Regions from separate parts of the Homo sapiens genome. Here region 2 is linked to region 1. A link is a loop called in an ENCODE intact Hi-C map of the cell type or tissue named here. Cell type or tissue: Caco-2. All regions are shown on one strand.

Region 1 (8,000 bases):
GTCTTTAATAATAACCTTAGAGGAAGACATATTTTATCCTAAAAGAAGTGGGTCAGTCACATGACCCTACCAAGCAAGTATTAAAACAGCTGTTCTATGCATAGAATAACATTCCTTTAATTTACTGTGTTTGCTTTTTAGACCCTATTTTGTTTTTCCATTTTGAAGAACTAAATGCCCCAGATGAATCAGTCAACAATATGTCGGCTGCTCTCACATTCAGCCTTCTGCTGTTTTATAATAGTACCCTTATCTTATTTCAAGAAAAGAATGACAAACTTATAGCTGCAAATGCTAAATTTATGGGGTTCTTTGTGGCAGGCATTACTGAGAACAGGGCTAAGGAAACAGGTAAGACGTCCTGGAAAGAAGAAACCTCCATAAATACAAGGCCAGGCCTCAATTTTCATCTGAGCCCTGCAATCCAAGCAGTTTTCACTACCTATTTGAATTTTTTAAAGATGTATGGGGCAATCAAAGGTGCTGAGTGCTAATTAGATGGACAAATGAATGGTCACCCTCAAAAGGCACATTATGCCTAGTCACAGCTCTTCTGAATGCCCTGGTCGCTACTTTAATAGCTCTGTGACTTTCAATGGTACAAGGTCAAGAAGAGTTGCCTTTTGCTGGAACCTTCCCAACAGACCCCATTCTGCCCACCAGAACCGGAAGTTGTGTCTTTGCAAAAGCAACCAGTTAGAATGGGAGGAATGCAAGCCTTTGTTTCACCAACATGATGTCAAATTATTAGTAGGGGGCACCTTTTGTTTTTGCTGAATGGTCTGGTTTTCACTCCCTCTGGCATTTTAGGAACTGAGTAGGCACAACTTTTGATGAAGGGAATTCCATTCAATGTACAATTAGGAGGCCTGTAAAAATGAATCTCAAGAGTGGCTTTGACCAAAGAGCATCCCAGGAAACACAAGTTTCACAAGATGCTTTGTAGAAAAAAATAAGTTTTCACAAATAATTTTAGGAAATTATATAAAATTAGGACACATTCCATCATTGTCTTGGAGATTCATATTGTACTTTGGAACATTAAAGGCTTGAGAAGCTGCAAAGAAAGGAAGCTTGCTTGACTTTGTTTGATAGAGTATTTTGTGGCCTTTTGATAAAAAATTCCTTTTTCATATAACTCCTTTCTGGATCATCAAGCACATATTGGACTTTCCATCCAAGTGTCTGACCCATGGTCTGTCTGCAGAGACAGGTTGATATGGTAGCTAGAGCACTTCCAGTGAATAACTTAAGCACTGGAGAGAACAAAGCCTAACGTTTTCCAACTGCCTCATAAGCTAAGAAGCTACATCTTACAGATCCAACATGAGACTTTGCACCTTTCAGGATTCCCATGTGTGCCACAAGTATTATCAAAGCAGCAAAATAATGCCTGGACATGTGAGCCTATGTGAGATTCAAGCTCATAATTCTATTATGTTCATTTTTCTACTCTTCATTCCTTTCTCTCTTCATCCTACCTTGTGTACCCGGATACCCAAACAGTGTTAGAGCCCAGGCATCCCTGACTGCCCCATGACAAAAAAATAATGGAAGCAGATGTCAGGAAAGAAGTGTTAGGAGCCTCAGATTTTCCCTTCCATTTTCCAAGGGCATGGGATGCAATTGAGATGCTCCTGATTCCAAAAACTTTTTCTCAAAACACAAATCTTATCCTGTTCTTGTCCATCCGAAATAACTCAGTGGTTCCCCTACTACAAACAGGCCAAATCTAAGCACTTCTGCAACAGACTCAAAATTCTTCATACTCTAGTCCCTGTATACCTCTTAGCCCAGTGGTAACCCCAACCTCCTTGCAAATGTTGCTCAAGCAATACTGCACACCACTAATTTTCTGCTATATCCTGTCCCTTCAAGTCTCTGTACCTTTGCACTGGCTCTACTCCCTGCCTGAATAAATGCCATTATTTGTCCACCATCAAAATATCAAGTATGGGTTGACGCAAGTTAGTGCTTTCAAGCTAAATAATGAATACACAGATTCTACCTCCTCACTTTACAGTCATCATTTCTCCTGAAAGCTCCAGTTAGAATTAGCTTCTCCTGCTGCAGGCCTCTCCTTATACACATTTTATCACATTTTACTATAATTTTCTGCTTGGATCTCTGACTCCCTAGGGCCATGCTTTACTCATTTTTGAAGCTCACTGCCTATCACAGTGACTGGCACATTGCAGACAGCAACACATTTTTGTTTTCTGGTCAGTTTCATGGGCATATATTCTGTTCACTGTCATTGAAGATTGCACAGCTACTAGAAGTACATAAAAAATAAGGGCACATTCATCTTAGCTTCTTCTCTTCCCAGAGATATGCGATAATAATAACATCTGGTGTATTTGGGATTAAAAATAACAATAAAACAAAACTCAATATTCTAAAAGAGCCTAAGGATCCCCAGATGAATTTTCTGGGAAAGTTCTTGGTCAAATGACACCACCAGTTGTTAGCCTCAGAGGTGCCTTTCCTTTAAATACCGGATCTTTCCAGTCATGGACTTCCGAAATCACTTTAAAAGAGAATGATTGAAGCAGGGAGCCTAATTATTATTTAAAATGACACAATGAAAACAGTCTGCAATCAAAGACATGTTTAAATTTTTTAAGTACAGAAACAAAAACAGTGATACTTTAATGGAGCACTATCCCCTGCGATGGCAAATATGCATTTCCATCTTGGCTCCCCGCTTCCTTTATCTTCCATCACATTGCTAACAGGCCTGACTTTGCAGGAACAGCAAGGAAACTCCGACACATGTACAGCTTCAAGAAACACGCTCATATCTCTAACTAAATATTTATGCAACCTAGCCTTAGTCCAGCGATGACCACTCTCCAAAGCATTTTATATAGCATTTATAGAAGCCATAAATGTTTTAAAAGAGGAGGGGCATACTTAAAAACATTTTATAAAGTCTTTAATTTGCTTTCAAATATATTGTAAGGCATTATGAGTCACAGAGTTCATAAAGTAGTGGGATATATGCATACCTTTTCAGGCCTTCAATTTAACTTCACAACACATTGTTCGGAGCAGTGCAAGTCTGAGCTCTACCTAACTAAATCACAGGGTAATAGACTAGAGAGAGCACGCCCATTCTTACCTTTAGCAGGAATGACTACAAAGAGTTCCAAGTTAGTCCTACTCTTTTTAGAAATTGCTGGGAAAGATTTCTAAAAAATTTCCCTCCATAATAGGATGTCTTAATTTATGACAGTTTAAATGAATCTTATGTTGCTGCTTAAATCACATCCAGCCAATGAAATTTTAACTATCAACAAGAAACAGCAATTTTCAATACCCCTCCTATTTTAACCATTTCATTTTCTGAGATATTCAGGGAGCCATGCATTCAATAGCTGGTATACCTCAAGATGATTGGCATTGAAATAGCCAGGGCTGATCTTAAGATGCGTAAAATTACTCAAACTCAAGAAGTTCCATCTGCATGTTGACTAGTCGCAGGCCTTTTGGAGGGCTATTTTTGTCAAATGGAACAGCTGTAGTTTCTTCTCTTGGCCCCTGGTCTGATCAATTGTTAAATAAAGAACTGGACAGTTGGGACAATCTGCACCAAAATCACCATGGAACTTACTGAAGAAAATGAAGAGTCCCAAGCTCTGTGTCATATCTAAGAAATTAGACTCACTGGAGGTGGTTCCCAGGAATCTGCATATTTAACAAGCACTCTAGAATATTCTAAAAGAGCACACTAGAATCTAAGAACCAAGGAAGCAAGTGACTGCTGTTTACTTTTAACTTAGGAGTGTTGGTAACAGACTTGGGAAGCATATCACCCTATCCAATGCCAACAAGTTTTTCACACTTACACAAAGGACTAGACGACCCTACTCCATAGATGTTTTCCCCACAGGCATACCGCACGCGAGACCTGGGTTTGTTATTCTGCTGTCTTGGCCAATTTGCCCACAAGTCTTTTTCTGTACCTCCCATGTGTTCTTGCTCATTTTGAACCTGGTGCCACTCCCAGAAGATGTCCTGGAACCTTTGTCATGATCAGGGCCTGTGTGGGAAAAGGCTTTTTCTAACGATCGTTTCCAGTGACTTGGAAGTAAGTTGGATACATCACTTATAAATAATCTCATGCCCTTTGCAAGGTAATCGAAAGAGTCATTTTGGCATTTCCTTAACCAGCCACTGGAATCCCTTCATGGGATTTAAGGACCCAAACTGCAGACAGTCTGTCACTAAACAGCTGCTTTCACTGCCCTCCTAAAAGGGCCCTACAGGGTGGTTTCCATGCCTCAGAAATCTGACATTTAGAAGCAAACACCTGCCTTCTATCCACTCTCCAACTCACCAGCCACATTCCCCAAGTTGCCTAGCCATTAGCTCAAACACAGACTCTCAATTCAGTTGATTTAATCTAAGGCAGTCATGGGCATCAGCCTCTTATCAGGGGCTGAGGTGTTTGGGGAAAGGTTAGAAGGAATGAAGTGACAAAGGATTCAAATATCCTGCAGTTAAATTGAGTAAATAGCCGCTCATTTCAAAGCTTCAGATTTGGAAAGAAAACAGCTCAGGGCTATAGAGGAAAATGGGGAGGGGACACTCAACACCATCCAGGATCTATGTATTCTGTCTGATTTATTTAAATAGAAAGAGACATAGTGCATTTATAAGAATCACTTTAGCTTTTGTATTTATCAGTGCACCCCATCTTACCGCCATTACAGCTCTGACAGAATAATTAATTTCAGTCAATCAATCATTTAACAAAAACTCGCAGGTGACCTCAACATACCATATAAGCCACAGAGAACTAGTCACAACAGCAGTCTTCAAATTCCCTTGGAAAGGAAAATTAAGCCTGCTATGTGTGGCTTGGGGCAACCTAAGCCGTAAATCTCTCTTTTCTGATCTCTTCATATAGATGAAAGAGCAAAGCCGCTCGGGGTTACATACAACAATTATGTGTTCACCAAACTTAGGGAATCAGCTTGCAGACAGCCCTAATCATTACCAATTAACCACGTCTGCTGACATCCTGTAAGAGCTGCCCCAGTGCTGCTGAATACCCGGCCCTCCCTTCAGGCAACCAATCCCTTATATTACAGCGTATGTGTTTTGGAAGGCCTATTAATGTTTGTTGACAATTCCAAATAGAGGTCACCTGTTGTCATGGTGCAAAATACCCTCTTTCCCCCTCTGAATGCTAGGCAGGGAGGGCAGCTTTGTTAGAAACACTTCAATGCATTTCTATATTGCCACCAACATTCAGATCTGATGAAAAGAGATTTAGGGTCTCCCAACTTTTCAATGGCAATTCCCACCTGCTACCACACACCCATCTGGGACTGAAAGGAATCTCCTCCTTGGATAATAAACTTGACAGAATGTGTTCAGGCCCTAGGCCTCCAAAGGAAAATGTCCAGTCACTGGCAGTCAAATCAAAACATGAAGATTTACCAAAATTGTCAGAAATGTAAACCTTGAAAAAGGTTTTCATTCCACTGGAGGCAAAGTGGCCTTTTCCCATTTAAATTATTCTCATTTAATCCCTAGACCCCCAGAACTTGCATTTAGGGATTCTGTTGCCAATTTTGCACAGAAGTCTTTTCCTGTACTTCCAGGGCGTATTCTTGTTCAGCTTGAAAATGATGCCACTTTAGAAAAATCCGAGTGGAAATTTTTTTTTTAAATCCTAATTTAATTAAATGTAATCATTGTTTAATTACTTAATCCAGTTCAATTTCTCTCATTTGTGCCGAGGAAAGAGAAGCATTCTGCAAAAATGACCAGTTTGAATTGTGAGCCTTCAGACAGAGAATCTTTGTCCACCTTGAGCTTGTGACAGTCTCCCCAAGATTGCTTCTTCCTTGAGGTCGAGGCTATGCTAGCACAAGAAACAAGTCCCACAGTACCTGTTGGAGCTGGCTACCAAGGAGGAACCCAGTGCAGGGCTACTAGTTGCGGTGCGTAGCCAGATTTCACTTCACCCTCTAGAATCATAAAATTTGATGCACTGTGTGCAGGGCGCATCTTCCTTTAGTGGTGGGTCAGAGGTGAGCCTGAAAGCCACTATAAGGACAGGAGACTAGACAAGCACTCCTTTCCTCCAGGTTTTGGATTATCTGAGAGCATCTTGTGCTCAGGATCTAGGCTCCCAGCTGTATGCTGAAGGGCCCTGGGTCACCACAGCAAACACATAGGAACACTGTGGGACATTTAAATTAATTTGAACTTAATTTTGAAATATGTTAAATTTTCAAGGAAAATACAGCAATACATGACATCTGTCACTCTGCAAACCAGTAGGTCAATGTAGTTCTCAGTGTCAACATTAGATCATGCTACATTCCTTCTGATTATGCCATATCTTTTCAAAAGTGAGATTTCAGTGGTTGCTGTGATAAAAAGCAAGTACTGCATGAAAATCAGTGGGGAACACAAAAACAGGGTGGTACTGTCCAACCTGATTCCAAGATTTGTGATGCTGTGCAGTACCCAACAGGTACACACATCTCACTGGTAACTAATTTGGTTATTTAAGAATAAAAACTTTTTTTTTTTTGAGACAGAATCTCGCTCTGTCACCCAGGCTGGAGTGCAGTCGCACAATCTTAGCTCACTGAAACTTCCGACTCCAGCGTCAAAGCGATTCTCCTGCCTCAGCCTCCCAAGTAGCTGGGATGACAGGCACACACCACCATGCCCAGCTAATTTTGTATTTTTAGTAGAGATGGGGTTTCACCATCTTGGGCAGGCTGGTCTCAAACTCCCAACCTCAAGTGATCCACCCGCCTCAGCTTCCAAAAGTGCTGGCATTACAGGCATGAGTCACCACGCCTGGCCTAATAAAAACATTTTCTTTCAATGTATACCTATTTTTTCAAATGGCTACTAAGCTGTTAAGACATAAATTAACTTATTGGGATCTAACTACTTAATAAACAGAACTGTGTGTGTGTGTGTGTGTGTGTGTGTGTGTGTGTACATGCAATCATTCGCCTAGAGGCATTGTGAAAAAAAATGACTGAGAAACAAAGGGTATGAAGAACTGAGAAATTTTGGGAACCATCCTCCTCCTCTTGGGTTTGAACACCTCTCTATTACTTTATTCTTTGTAACAAGTTTCAGTCACAGGATTCCAGCCTTTGGAGTCTCAGGAAGCTCCCTACAAATACAGATAAAACATTCCCTTCCATCCACTCATCCTCCCTAGAGGAGCTTGAAGACAACTTGAAAATGAAAACACAAATCTACACATGGCCCAGAACGTGAGTGCTAAACCCCCTCCATCTTCTCAGTTGTATGTACACTTTGGAAGTGTTATTCCATCAGGTGAATATGGGTTGCCAAACTTAGACACATTCCACCATCTGGGATACAAAGGCCCCGCAAGAGGGAACTAGCCGACCCCAGTCAAGCCAGAAGGAAATCAAGACCCATCACCTTGTGCACTGCAATATTGCCACCAACACAACAAGAAGGGTCTAATAAAGATTCATGTCTTTGGGTGGTGTTTTTCTCACCATCACCTCATTACTCCTGGAGTCTGGCCAGTCCTCACTGAGTTTCTTTGAGTAGAGGACAGAAACAAATTATCTGGCTTTTCAAGAAACAAAACGCACAGTGAATAAATTTTCTTAAACTACAGAGTGCTATCATAATCCCAGCCAGGAAAGGAAGCAATCTAATTTCAATCTGTGATCAAAACCAAATATGAGAATCAATGGATGCATCAGCCCCTCTGCAGCAATGCAAAGGGGTTTCCGGCTGACCTCTGAATCTCTGCCCAGGAAATGAAAGCAGGAGACTGGCAGATAGCTTGATGGGAAAACCAGTGAGCTCCATCGAAAGCCAGACAGGTTGCAATAACACCTGGGAGTTACCCAGGGTCTCTGGTGGGGTCCTGCTTGCTGCCAAAAACTGCTGCTACTTCAATTGCCATTAACCACTCCTAATGCTGCAATGAATCAGCCTAGGTGCCTGGGAACTAGGAGAATGACACCCTC
Region 2 (8,000 bases), 77 kb after region 1:
AAAAAAAAAAAAAAAAAAAAAGTGTATTTGCACAGGCTGATTTTTCTGTGCTGGTTTCTTTAAACAACCACCCACAAAAGAAATCCATTTTCAGAGTCTCAAAAATAAATAACAGGATAAAAAAGATATGATTGTGATGTTTTTAATGCAAAAGGGAATAAGAGGGCTTGGTACCCTGGGCTTGGGAGTCCAGGCTGATGGGGCCACAGAATGGTCTTCTCCTCCAAGATAAATGAATGTCTCCTGCACTCTACATTTTTCTTATGTTTTCCTCTGTCATGAAAAGGCAGAATCTTGTGTATGTATTAGCCTCAAATGGACCTAAGTTTGCATTTCCTGAATTTTAAATATAGCTCATCTTCGCCTTTAAGTAAAGGAATACCTGCTACCCAGAACATTTGCTGTTCTTCATTAAACTATTTGTCACACACTCTGATTGGGTAATAACATTAGCACACTATATCTTAATATAGAAGTTCTCAAACATGTCTCTGCCCAAGTGCTTGGAGGATGATTTTATAGAGCCCAACCCACTCCCAAGGGCTCCCTTAAGGTGAGATGTGATTCTCCCTAAGTTAATTAACTCCACTCCTCTCTCTCTGCTCAAGAAATTACAGAGGAAGGCAGCCAAAGTGAATCTGGTCTAATTTACATGAATGTACATCATTCACAAACTTCAGTACTGTATCATTAGTCACCATTTGCTTGTGGCCTCTCTCATAAAATGATTCCCAAATTTTACCAGTGAGTCATGGTGACACCCCAAAGTATCCTTAGGGCCTACTAAAAGCAAAGCTGGGAGTCACCTCCACAACAGCATGGCTCTACCAGGAAGTCTCTACCATAAAGCAGTGTGCACAGAGGGAATGGGTCAACATCTTGGAAAAGATGAGGTTTTATTGTGGGTTATGAAAGCCTGAATTTTTGGCATCTCAGCCTATATAGCAATAGGGGAAAGGCACAAGCACTTCATGATCCTCCAAAGCAACCAATGAACTCTGTACTAAAACATATCACCACTTCACCACCACCACACTACACCAGAATGTCTGACAATATCCTGAATACTACAGTAAAGGCTAAGTATCTTCTTGGATCAGTCTGCCAAAGTTTGCTCAAATTTTTCTATCAGCTCACAGAAAAGTTTGGTCCTAGATGATTCCCTTTGACCATGGAAAGCACTCAGTCTCATCTTGGTTGTATTTTATATAACTCACTCGAAGGCCACAGAGCCAGTCTTTAAGTGACTGTTTTTGGAGCACTAGGTCATTCTCTTCTTGGCCTGGAAAGGCTGTATGATGCTGAGGTGAAACCCATGACAAAAATCATATACTAGAGCTCTGAAGCTAATGAACATTTATTTATCCATAATTGATCCCCCAAAGCCTATGCTACAGAATCATGGGGACTCTACTCTGGGAAGATTTTAGTATCCTTTGTACTTTACCCTCATGTGAGGTAGATCTCCCAGTTTGTCCCACAACAAGAAGAGCTATTTAAAGATAATCAACATCAAAATTGTACATAATCAACCACTGTCAGGAGACAGAGTTATGAATATGCCCTGGTTGGGTCTCTTATTCAACTTACTCCCTCACTGACACAATTTAGTAAAATCCAATACAATCTCCATTCTTCCTTCTCCCTCCTTCGTGATCATAACACTGAGTGCAGCTTTGCCATTAAGTCCACAGTTGCAACTCACTGAAGCACGAGCACTGTTGGTATGGATAAAATCCTACTGCAAGGTGATCTTTTTCCTAGCTAGCAAAGATTTCCAATTTGTAAACTCCTGCATTAGAGATCAAGCAGATGTAGGGGGCTGGTCACTGCCCAGCCCAGGTTCTAACCCAGTTATTATTATTATTGTGTGAACATAAGAGCAAGAGTTATTGGATAGACGTGAATAACAAAGGGAAACTGGTTACCCAAGAGAGCCCTGGAAAATGGCTGAGATGAAAGTTCTCCCAGACCCCATTAGAGCCCGGGAATGACTCTTGAATGTATGTAACAGACACATAGGGCATCAAAGGTGGAAGAAGAGAAGCCAGGCTCACCAGATGAAACTCAATACAAACCAGTTTCCCTTTAATGTAAAAATGGCTACCCTCAGGACTCCTGTCAATCAAAACGGCTGCCTTGAGAGCATAGTCTCCTCTCAAAGTTGACATCTGGGAAGGCTGCTTGCCCAAAAGGACTTAATGAGACTCCATTTCAACTGAGGTTTAAACCTTTGACCGGGAGGTCAAAGTGCTTCTAGGAAGGGAAAGAGGGAATATGATAAGGAGAGTAAAGACTCAAGTCTTGCTGGGAAACTCACATCTAATGAAAAGGTCTGAGGCTTCCTACCAACAGACTCATCAAGGGTTTAGTATATGAAACCGGAAATAGGAAGCCTGGGGTTCTAGTCTTGACTTCCACTGGGCAAGTCATTACCTTCTCTGAACCTCAGATTTCTCACCTGTAATCTGGATTATCTGAATTAGGGATTTCTACAGTTCACTTTAAATCTAAAAACCTTTTGATTCTGTAAATTTACAGAATTAAAACTTTCAATTCTGTAAATCCATGTTATTTTCCCATATTATCTTTTCTAAGTAGCACAGTCAAGACAATGTATAGGTGTTGGCCCCAGAAAGCAGTAAATTGAAATATCAGCTCTACCCGTTTGATACATACTTAATCCCCCAGCAGAGTGGAGCACTTGTCCTAGTGTACCTGCACAAACACTCATGCTTACACAGGCACAGGTGCGGGCATCCCACATTCATACCCACAGGGCCTGCAGTGGCCCCATCCCATTCCATCTCAGAACATAAACCACGAGTGATAACGCGCCGTGTCACACTGTGCTTCCCACAAGTCTGAGCTGGCAGTACTTGATGCATTGAGGACCTGGGAAACATCTGCAGTTTTGTGATTCTTCCTCGTTTCCATTCCCACGATGATCTCTGTGCCTGCTTGGATCAGAGAAAGGTCGCCGGCTCCATCTGGCTGCCCTGCCCCCTCCATTTTCTCCCTCACCACTCCAGTCCCCCTTAGGAGTTTCTGCCCATTTTGTCACTTCCACCTGTTCTGACAGGTTCCCCTGCCTGACCCCAAGATAGCCCTTGGGGACATTAATCATATAACAGCCGGAGCTGTGAAAGAAACAAGGGTTTGGCTGGATACTGTTACCATCTCTGTCACCTACTAATCATGTTCTATGACACAGAGGGGCTTAATCAGATGGTCTGCTCTCTCATTAATCATCCTGGGCTCACTCAAACTTCACAGAGAGATTAAAGTTTAGCTCCCTGTCTCCCTGCACCTCCTCCCATCTCATCCGCCTCTAAGGCAATTTCACTAGGGGTAGGTCTCAGGTTCCTTTTGCTTTGCCAACTGGCAGGGTGACCTAAAGTGTCTGATGCCTATCAACACCACAGCGTTCAGGAGGAGGACGACGACTCTGCTTCCTTACTACTCTCCTCTCTTGGCCTCGCCAATCCACATATAATGCAGAGACGCAAAGATCAAAAATGCATTGAATGGGAAGGCAGGGAATCGCACATCTGTGCTTGTACTGAAGAGTCAAATGAAGATTTATATACCTATGAGCAATCTCCCTAACCACCTTAAAGAAGTAATAAAGGAGTATTTTCTTGTGTTTAATCAATAGTAAGGAAAATTAAATACCACAATCATTTTTAAAGTGATTCATTAAAACAGGCACTTGTGGCCAAATTGCCTGGAAATGGCCCCAACACGAGGAAAGATGCTCCCCTCTTAGGATGCTAGCCCAGGAGCCTCCTTGTCACTCTATTGAAATAATAACTTCCAGCAAAGCAAAAACAGCTTGTATCCTTTACGAATGCTTTCCAGACCAAAATAAAAATGACTGAAAGGACCCTCCAAAAATACCGAGGATGTGAGAGTCAGAACACATTTCAGCTCAGCTGATTCATTCGTATCCTGTTTGAAATTTTCTGAGCTTCAGGGGGGACAAGCAAGCCCTGGCAAAGGCCTCCAGAAAGGGCTTCTCTCCGAGTGTTGGTTTTGTACTTGCTCTGGGTGCTGTTGACTTTTGCAGCGCCTTACGATTATGGGAAACAAAGATAATATTTGCCCTCAGAGCCAGGAAAGAACAAATATTTTATCAACATCTAAATCATCTCTCATCTGGCAGGGGAGGAGGCACTCAACGCTCAGCTGCACACACGTAAGCTGATGAGGGGAAGGAAAGGGGCTGCTTGGGGACTCTCCTACCTATGTAAACTCGACCTATCAATACCTGGGATCGTATCCTTTGCAAAGAGCTCTCTCTGTGAAAATCCAAATTACCTCTGTCCTTCCAGGTGCCCCCACCACTACCCCTCATCCCAGAATGATTGCCAGAGTTCCAGGATGGGCCCTTTTTCACTTCCAAAAGTGGAAGCCAAGCCTAGGACTTGGGAAGGTGGGGTAGTTCTATGGATATTTTGGGGTGAATGAGGGCTTGCCCTGTTGTTATGTTTGTTTCCATTTACTGATCCTCTACCACTAGCCCAGAAATGACAGTAGGTGGAAACACTATCTTTCATTACACAAAGTATAAATAGTGTAATCTATCAGCGCCGTCAATCACAATGATTGATTACAGGCTGTCATAGAGAAGAGTGACATATTAGAAAAGTTTTGTTAACAATGCCTATTGCTAGTCAGCCTGCCACAGAGGCTGGTGATTAATGTGTTGTCAGCCTGTAATCCCACACCCTTGGCTAATGAGGCAGGAATTTATCATCTTTACAGAGTGGCAGATGTCAGGGAGAAAGGAATCCAAGTGCTGGAAACAATATACTTTTTCTTACTAGGCCTGACAAGTCTGACAGGCCGAAAAAAACCACAAAGCAGCTTTGTATAAGCACCAACTTAAAACGAGGAACTTTTCATTTGGCATCTTCGCTTTAAACTGTGCTGCAAACCAACCTCGATCCCTTCAGGAAAAAAGGGACAAGAAGAGAGGAGGGCACAATGCTGAGCTCTGTGAACTTTGCACCCCGTTCTTGACAGCCAGAGACCCCAGGAAAAGGTTGCCATGGCGAGCAGACAGCTCTCTTTGGAAGGGACGTCCAGAGCAACTTTTCACTTTTACCTGTGAACTTGTGGCTGGGAGAGAAACGCGGCATCAAATGGAGGCTGGGGACAGCCACATCCCTTCCCACTGCCTTGTGTGGCTTTTACCTGGAGACACATCTCAATTTCTAGAAGCACTGCCCTTTCTGCTATGGATGAGAAATGGGGGGAAATCTGAAAAAGGGGGCTTTTCATTGGTCAAGAAAAAGCAATACAGCATGAAGAGGCGACCCTTGGAAACTGACTCTCACCAACACTCTGTTCTGATTTTAAACCACTCTCAGGTTGGTTTTTTCCCCCCTCATCTTCTTTCCTCTCACTCATCTCTTCCATTTTTCATATGGGGTAGTGACAACTCTCCAAGCCCAAGAAATTCAAGCCCAGTGGAAAAAAAAAAGTCTCTAGAGGTCGTTTTAATAAATGCCTTGTCTCTCAGCATCCCATCCCCTCAACTGCGTCTGCCACCCTTCCACACAATTCTAATAACAGAGAAGACCCATCGGGCTAGGTCTTGGATCTTCTAAGACACTATGAGATGCTTCTGAATATTTCAACGCCTACTAGATTGCCCATTCTGTTCCAAGTAACTCACCACACTGGCCCCACAGGAGACACCCAATGTTTTCCATGGAGTATGGAAGAGATTTCCAAACTAGAAGATTTACACTCCTCTCCCCACTGATGCCTTCTGCCCATGCTCGGACTAACAGGAGGAAGTCAAAGGGAAAAGGCCTGGATTAAGGAGGTTAAGTCCTCTGGTTTGGAAACTTCTTGGTACCAGTGTTCTGTGAAGACTTAATATGTTGTTTATTCTCATGTCAGTTTCCAAGGCAGGGGCAAAACTTAAGTGGCAACATTCTGAGGGAGTTAATCCTTTTTCAAACACAGATACCTCTGCTGATACAGACAAACGCAATGCAAAAAGAAAAAAGAGAGAGAGAAGCAGCAACCAGAGAGAAAAACTCTGCCTTCTGTCAACAGCACCCTCAGGCTAGAACACACAGCAAAGCATTAAGTGATTTAATCTCCAAAAGGCAGCGTTCTGGCATTAAGATTGCACTGGGGGCTCCGGGAGCCGGACCTACCTAGTGCAGTAGGAGATGGGTTTAGTGGCCCAGAAGCCCACATGCCCAGAAGAAAATCCAGGGCAGTACCAGGGCCTCTTGGGGCTTCCCCAGATCCAGGGTGCTGAAGGCTGCGGACCTGGGAGACCTTCCCCCTGACGGGCTTGGGGTCAGGCGCTGCACAGCTGAGGCTCCGCGTGGAAGCGCCCCCCTCCCCACCGGCTCTTTGGGGGATCCGTGCAAGAGGCGAGCGGAACCCTGATGCTAATCAGGCGGCTCTGAGTGAAGGGTGACGAGGGCCGGCGCCGGCTCCACTCTGTCCAGGCCCCGCCGTCCTGGCCACAGATCTCACTTAGCGATAAGCAGGGAGCTGCGCAGACGCCCCATACCCTGCTCCTGCATGCCCCCAGTGTGCTCAGGGAGAGGGGCTGAATGAACCCCCCACCCAGAGCCTCCTGGCAGAAGGGAAGTTGCCCGGTGGGGCTCCCCCAGGCTCATTCCTCGCCGCTAGAAGGAGACAGGGGTCCCCGTCCGCCCTCCCGCCAGCTCCTCCAGGCTGCCAGCCCCTCCTCCTGCTCCCTTGCTCGCTCATGCAGCTTTCATTAACTCCCTCGGCCGGCAATTTCCATCCATTTGACGACAGATTAGAAGTGGAATTCAAAAAGAAAGTCACTTGACCTCCCATAATGTGCTTCTCTTAATTACATTAAAGATTTTCAAATGTAGCCATACTGGGTTTGACAGGTAAGGTTTTAATTAACTTCAGGTGGCTACTTTTAAGTGCTCCCCGGACTGGTGCCGCAACGTTGGCGTCACCTACGCTCCCAACGTGGTTCTAATTTAAACGGCTAATTTTGACGCGAAGAAAAGATGAGAGCCCACCATGCGCCCCCCCCCACCCCCATTTCGGCGGGGGTGATTTCTAAATTAGGATTAATGCAGCAAGCTGAAGCATGGTTGGAGGTTTATTTTATGGAGGGTGGAGCAAGTAAATAACATTTATCCTTTGTATACGTCTGCATATAATTACAGTAAAGTTTTCTTGTGTGTTAAATTATACAAACTCTTCAAAAGTGGGTGCCTAATGTCTTTTTCTAAAGCTGTGTTATTATTTTGGTCAAAAGTTGTTTACATTAAACAAATTCAATTTACTAAACTTTGACATGTTTGCACAACTGCATATAATTTATGCTGGAAACCTGAATCATGACTTTCAAATGAACTTTCTTGATTCTAACTTGAACATTTAGGTGTGGTGGCTTGCTCGACCCAGGTCTGAGGAGCAAGTGGTTGACTTCATTTTCTTCTGCCAAAGTCTTTTCCATTCAGTAGATGGGTATTGAGTACGGACTTCGTCCAAGCATTATGCTGGGTGCTAAGGATATCAATGATGAGCAAAAAAGATACGGTCCCTGTCCTGAGGAGCTTATTTAAGGAAGCAGAGAAGCAAAATAACACATAAAGACATGTTAAATCACAAAGGTGACAAGGGCTAGGAAGGAGAGGTACAGGCTGCTTTGAGGATCCATAAAATAGCAGGATCTGGTCTGGTCTTGGAGGAAGGCTGCCCAGGGGAAGTGATAACAAGCTAAGAACTGGAGGATGAGAAGGACAAAGTTGATTTAGGTTACTGAGAGAAGGGATTTCAGATGTGGCATGCAGAGAAAAAAAAACAAAATGAACAAAGGCCCGTTGTGGATGGAGAATGACACTTCAGAGGGACTAAAAAGTAGATGAGTAGGGGGTAGGGACAGGGATGCTGATGGTATAAGATGGAGCTGGGCTGTAGGCAGTGGGATGAGGTGAAGCATGGTGGTGCAGGCTATGGTAGTGAATACACTCTTT

What was found. Peaks named below come from ENCODE experiments on the same cell type or tissue, not always from the same donor. Only the 100,000 strongest peaks of a DNase experiment are listed, where the experiment ranks them.
Region 2: a loop joins it to region 1, with 6 times the contacts of the local background. A loop is called at or near these places in 2 of 110 quality-filtered maps.

Annotation. Positions count from the first base shown.
Region 1 is chr10:76,187,913-76,195,912 of GRCh38, reverse strand. All of the region lies in intron 5 of LRMDA (leucine rich melanocyte differentiation associated), which reads right to left. Among named protein-coding and RNA genes, the nearest start is that of MIR606, 640 kb to the right of the region's middle. In Caco-2, no CTCF peak of the experiment used is centred here; DNase peaks (open chromatin) are centred at 4,412 and 4,962.
Region 2 is chr10:76,110,862-76,118,861 of GRCh38, reverse strand. The region is part of intron 5 of LRMDA (leucine rich melanocyte differentiation associated); the gene reads right to left. Among named protein-coding and RNA genes, the nearest start is that of MIR606, 560 kb to the right of the region's middle. RefSeq lists an enhancer at 5,880-6,433. In Caco-2, no CTCF peak of the experiment used is centred here; DNase peaks (open chromatin) are centred at 3,161, 4,161, 4,711 and 6,091.